Linked DNA regions of Homo sapiens: region 2 is linked to region 1. A link is an interaction called in ENCODE POLR2A ChIA-PET data of the cell type or tissue named here. Cell type or tissue: Caco-2. All regions are shown on one strand. Links, peaks and the distances in the headings refer to the core of each region. The heading gives the core; the rest is flanking DNA.

Region 1 (2,928 bases), core at 175-2,674:
TTCAGATCCTTCATTTTATGATAATCATTTGTACATGTTTACCAACTCTGATGTCATTGTAAATTCCAAAAAGATGGGCGGTATTGTATTTCTTAACTATTTTACTAAGGAAATAGATAAAAGGATACTTATGATGTGTTCCCAGCTATCAAGAAACCAAGAAGTCCAGCTTCTTAGTGTTCCACAGAGCACCTTACATATCTGTAAAATTTGAGTTTTTTATTAAAAAAATGGGATTCTTAGCCCATAACAATAGCTGTAAAAAAATGCAGACAGTGAAATTTTTTAATTTATTGGACTTCATTTGAAGACATCATTTTTTAAAACCCACCAAAATGACAGCATAAAAAGGAGCAAGGGCAATGAATTAATACTGTGAATTGTATTAATATATTTTTAGAAACAAAGGATAACTGTAGTAAATAATAACATTGCAGGTTCTGTTTTCTTGATTTGTTTTTTGTTTTTAAAATAACTAAGCAATTAAAAGGAACACATTTTAATATTAATAACATTATTTGTGGTTAAGGGATGCAAAAATGATTACAAAGAATAAATCAGATCTAGCATTTGACAGCACAACAGGGTGACTATAGTCAATAATAAGTTAATTGTACCTGAAATAATAACTAAAAGTATAATTGACTTGTTTGTAACACAAAGGATAAATGCTTGAGGTGATGGATGCCCCGTTTACCCTGATGTGTTTATTACACATTGTATGTCTGTATCAAAATATCTCATATACCCCAGGAATATATGCAACTACTATGTACCCACAAAAATTAAAAATTTTAAAAATGACTTAAATGTCAGGAGTAGAAGTGCTCTATTCTCTCCCCTTGAGTGGGAAAGTCTAATTTGACATTTTAAAATTACCGTTTATTTACTGAAAATAAAAATAAAAGTTCAAACTAAAAAAATAGTTAGATTAAGTAAAATATTTCATATTAACTAAAATAGGTACTTACCAAATAATGCAACTGTATATTACAATGTGCAGTTCATAGTTTTTCACTGTTTTAATATTTAAATACAAGTAAAACTGTAAGTTGTCACAAAGAATGATAGAATTGAAGTAAGTCAAGTTCTGTTTCTTCGTGTTTACAATGTGCTGCCATTATTTATTTTGATCCACTGTTTAAATAGAAGAATATGTGTTACCATGGTAGTTAGAGAGAGAACTGCACCCACCAGTGTGTGTGTGTGTGTGTGTGTGTGTGTGTGTGTGTGTGTGTTTAGGGAGAGGCAAATCTATCCAAAGAATATTCCAAAGTAACTTTCATATAGAATATAACATTCATCAAAGGTTAAGTAATAAAACATTGCCAATGGGAAGCTCACATCCATGTTATTAAAACCCAACAGTTACTACAACGATCTTTTAGAATTTAGAGATCTTTTTCTGGCAGGAGTATTTTACCATGGTATTGCTTAGAGTCTGCTGATGCCTGGTGATAATAAAAAGCAGACTGACTTTAGTGAGTTTTATTGCTGTTTTCAAATCTTTCCATACAGGGAATTTCTTGATCCCAGCCCCACCCACACTATTCCACTGCCTGAAACCTGCCATCCTTAACTGAGATCAGGAATGTTCAAAGACCTAGCAACAGGCCTCATCAAGTTATTTTATGGCAGTGATCACAGTGGTGACTGTTAATCATTGGCAGAGTTACCCTTTGCAAAGTACACAGAGGCTTCTTTTTAAACCACTTTCCAGTTTAGCACACTAAATGAGGATGTTTGTTTGGAATGTTACCACAAACAGATTTAAATGGTTTTCCTATGATACTATGAATTTTCTTTTAATGCTCAAATGCATACAAGTTCTTAGCTGTCAAATTAACAAGATAATTCCTTCTCTTTTCACTTGCTGTAGTAATAGCAGTATAATTAGGAGTGCAGCTCCAGAAGAGACTGTTTAACTCCTCAGCTCCTCGGTCAAAGCTTATTTCTTTTCCCCAGTTTCACAAACTATGAGCAGTGGGGTCTCGGACAAATTTCCCAACATTTAAAATGCGTGGTAAAATGATTACAGTAGTACTTGCTTTCATAGAGTGGTTGCAGGGATTAAATTAGATAATTTGTGTAGAGTAGGTCTCACACTATCTGAGATACTGAATGACAAAACATGCAAAATTGTTCGCTCCTGCTATTATTAAAATAGAATAATCTGAGAAAAGAAAAATAGCTCAGAGCAGTCAGATATGTAAAGTACGCAAACTTTATCAGGCTTGGAGAGACATGAGTTCATACAAGTCATCCATGCCCAGGGGACAAATGTTTAAAGGCATCTTATTCCCAGCTAGCTGCTTATGTTCATGTTCTTGGAGTTTGTGATACAAAGAATAATGTACAGCCAATCAATAGCTTATGTTATTTTAATGTAAATTCTTGGTAAACAACATAGAAGTTGCCTCCTTTTCCCCCTTAAAAACCCACATGTAACTGCTGCTAATCAAAGTGTATATTCAGGGCACTTAATTCTGTGCCTAGTGGCCACCCTCAAGCTTTGGCTCAGAGAAACTCTGTACGTGATGGTATTTTCTGAATCTGATTATTTGAGGTTGACATGATAAATCAAACCAAAGTATCTGACCTCCCCCAACCTCTCACCTCTCCCTAAATGCTACATTGCTGCTACCACAAAGAGGGGTAAATTGCAGAATTTTTCCGCCATTCTTTGCTCTCTTAGTTTTTAAAAATCTTTTAAATTTAATCTCTCATATCTTCATTTGTCATTCCAAACTGGAAATAATTTTGTGTGGTGTCACAGTATAAAACATTAACCATTTTGCCAATGAAATATTACCATTTCTAGATTTTTTAAAATCTGACATCTCAACCATTTAAGTTTTGGGGACCCATTTCAAGTTAAGGACTCTATTCATTTAAGAAAAATTTTTTTAATGCCAAGGTAGACTAGTA
Region 2 (2,928 bases), core at 137-2,636, 120 kb after region 1:
ATCGTGTAACCAGGTCTTCTGGTTTTTTTTTTTCCTCCCAGAGCGTGAGGGAAGTAATACCTATTATTGTACACATACAATCTCCTAATCTTTATCTTTTGCCAGTTATTTCAAAAAATTTTGAATGACATTGTAAAAACCAAAGAAAACCATTTTCAATTATGATTTGTTTCATAAAAAACATGTCTAAGAACATGGAGTAGATGGTGATTCTTGTTATTTTTGCTCTCAGGACCCCTTTACACTCATAAAAATTATTGAGAACCTCAGAGCTTTTGGGTACATAAAATTTACTATTTTAGAAATTAAAACGGAGAAAAGCTTAGGCTATTAGTTCATATTAAAATGTCAGTCTATTATGTTTGAATAACATATTTTATGAAAAACACATTTGCTGAAACAAAATGGTTAGAAGATTACGTTGCTTTACATTGTTGCAAGTCTTGAATGTCTGCCATATTAGAGGAGAACTAGAGTCTCCAATGTGCTTCTGAAGGTTTGCATTCTATTGCAATAAGTTGTTTTGGTTGAAGTTTGTGAAGAAAATCTGGCTTTACCCAGATAATAATTTAGAAAAGGGAGGAGTATTTTAACTGATAATCAGATAATAATGGATATTCTTTTTAATGCTATACCCAAACTTAACAGATGGTAATTTCTTAAAGATTAGTTGCAATGTGGAATTCGAAATCACATCAGTTATTCTATGGTGGTATCAACAACCTTTTCATGTTATGTTGCATTAAAATCCATTAGTGTTTCTTGCTTTTTGGATGGATCTTTTACCCATGCATGAGTTTGTAACACTGTGCATTGGTAATTTGAAAAGATTTCTTTTTAAATGCTTGAAGAATGTCTACTATAAGAAAAAGTTGAATTTGTTAATATCACCACTCATATACAAGCCTTTAAGTATTGAGAAGATATCAAGCTCACAGTGGTAGAAACAAGTTTTTCAAAGTTTAGATTTTTGCTTGAAAATTCCATATTAATCATTGTCAACAGATACATTTGTTTTCCTTAAAGCAACAGGCTCACTTTTTTTTTTCCAGACAACATCTGCCAAATACTGAAGTCTGAATAATTCTAGTTTGTAGTTTGTTAGTTTTTCTTTTAAATAAAAATTGCATTCCATGGGAAAAATCAGTTTAGCTTGTAACTCATTTTACACTAGTTGTTAGCAACAGCATACTCTGGATATATCGCAGAAGTACTTTATGTGTACTTCTTATGTTAGAATTAAACATAAATCAAGGTTTGAGGTTTAATAAAATTAGGTTTAATCTTTTCGCCAAGAACATAATTCTAAAAGAAACTGGCTTGGCTTCTGTTTAAAACAGTGAGTGTGTATATTTGTGACTAATACAATGAATTATGCAACTTGGTGCTGCTGCCTTGATTTGTGCTAAGATGCAGCAGTTTTATTCAATATCGTTTTGCATCATTGGTGCAAATGTGGCTACAGTACAAAAGGCAAATAATATCTGAGTAGTATTATTTTTTTATTTAAGGACTTTCCTCCCTTTTTTCAAAGGGGCCCTGGGGACCCCAAGGATCAATGGACCATATTTGAAGAACTGCTAGTAAGGCAGAAAGACCACTGGATTTAAGAGTTAGAAGACTTAAATTTTGAAGCCTGTGCACCATTCTCGCGTCTTATGATGTGCTTCATTTCTCAGAATTTCAGTGATTTCATTTATAAAATATATTTGGGGAAAAAACATCTTGTTTTTTGCTTTTTTGTTGCTTGAATTACAATTGATGAATTAGGAAAAGCTGTAAGTGTAAGTTGTTGCTATTTTTAAATTAGTTTCGGCTATAGCCCATTTGTTTTACTTGTCAGTCATGATACAGTAAACATTCTAGAAATTTTCAAATAAGGAATTTAATACAGGGGATTAGGTTCTTTAAAAAATCACTGGAAGGACTGGAGGAAAGCTCTAGCTCAGACTTCTGAAATGACTCCCACATCATTGCAGGACTGACCAGTCAGGGAAGCGACCAGTCAGGGAAGCGGCTACTTCTGTCACAATTAGGAAAGCGGCCTCTTGGACTACTGAGTTCAAGAACATACTTCTATAGCTGCAGCCCAGGAAACAGGAAGCCAGGATTAGGTACTGCCTCTGAGCTATGCCTGGAAATTGGAATGCAAAGTCTAGTTGCCGCTTATATTCCATCTCTTGACATTCTTAAAGCTGGAAATTGGAGCCTGGAATACTGTGGAACAACTTAAATCTTTTCAATCAAGCTAGAGAAAACAGCCAAAGGCAACAGGATAATGGTTGCCACCCCCCCCCCCCCCCGCCCCCGCTGCACTCTGCCTTCCATGTCTCGTGTTAGTGCATTCTAATGGATGAGGCCTAAGTTTCATCCAAAACCCTAACTGCCAGTGAATAAGGAAGATAGTTTTTCTGTTTTTTTTTATGTTTAGTTTCTATAATTGAAGAAAGTAAACTTAAGAGAACGAGTTAATGGAATCTGACCGCTAATTAATCACACACCTAAACCCTGTTTTTCTGCTTCTCTGTGATTTTCAAATTTTTTCCACTTTTCATTATCCTTTCTCTACTTAGACCTAAGTTCTAGCCATTTTAATAACCAAGATAGCTTTCATTTTTATGAGGCATTCCATACCTTTTTAATCCTCACTGCTTCATCAGTGTTTATGAATGTTCAGTTCTGGGTTACACTCATCTTCAGCTGTGGTCTGGGTGGACTTGGATTTTGTAACCAGACTTGTAAAACCTTTGGCCTGCTGTTGCCTGTAAAGTGATTCACCATTTCAATTACTATGCTATATAAATCTTTCACATTTTACTTGCCTGTATTTTTGGGGGGCCCTACTTAATACACTTTTGTGAGGTTTTATTATACTCTCTAAAGACATTAAAAAAAACACCACCACTTCCTTCCATGATCAGGTATTCT

Evidence for each region. ChIA-PET counts read pairs that join two places held together with the same protein. Peaks named below come from ENCODE experiments on the same cell type or tissue, not always from the same donor. Only the 100,000 strongest peaks of a DNase experiment are listed, where the experiment ranks them.
Region 2: POLR2A ChIA-PET joins it to region 1 with 6 read pairs; 2 of 35 experiments call an interaction of 5 or more read pairs at or near these places.

What each region holds. Positions count from the first base shown.
Region 1 is chr21:15,658,347-15,661,274 of GRCh38, forward strand. No RefSeq gene overlaps it. Among named protein-coding and RNA genes, the nearest start is that of USP25, 70 kb to the right of the region's middle. In Caco-2, for the core only: no CTCF peak of the experiment used is centred there; a DNase peak (open chromatin) is centred at 1,585; H3K4me3 peaks cover 366 bases.
Region 2 is chr21:15,773,452-15,776,379 of GRCh38, forward strand. All of the region lies in intron 3 of USP25 (ubiquitin specific peptidase 25), which reads left to right. Among named protein-coding and RNA genes, the nearest start is that of USP25, 45 kb to the left of the region's middle. In Caco-2, for the core only: no CTCF peak of the experiment used is centred there; no DNase peak of the experiment used is centred there.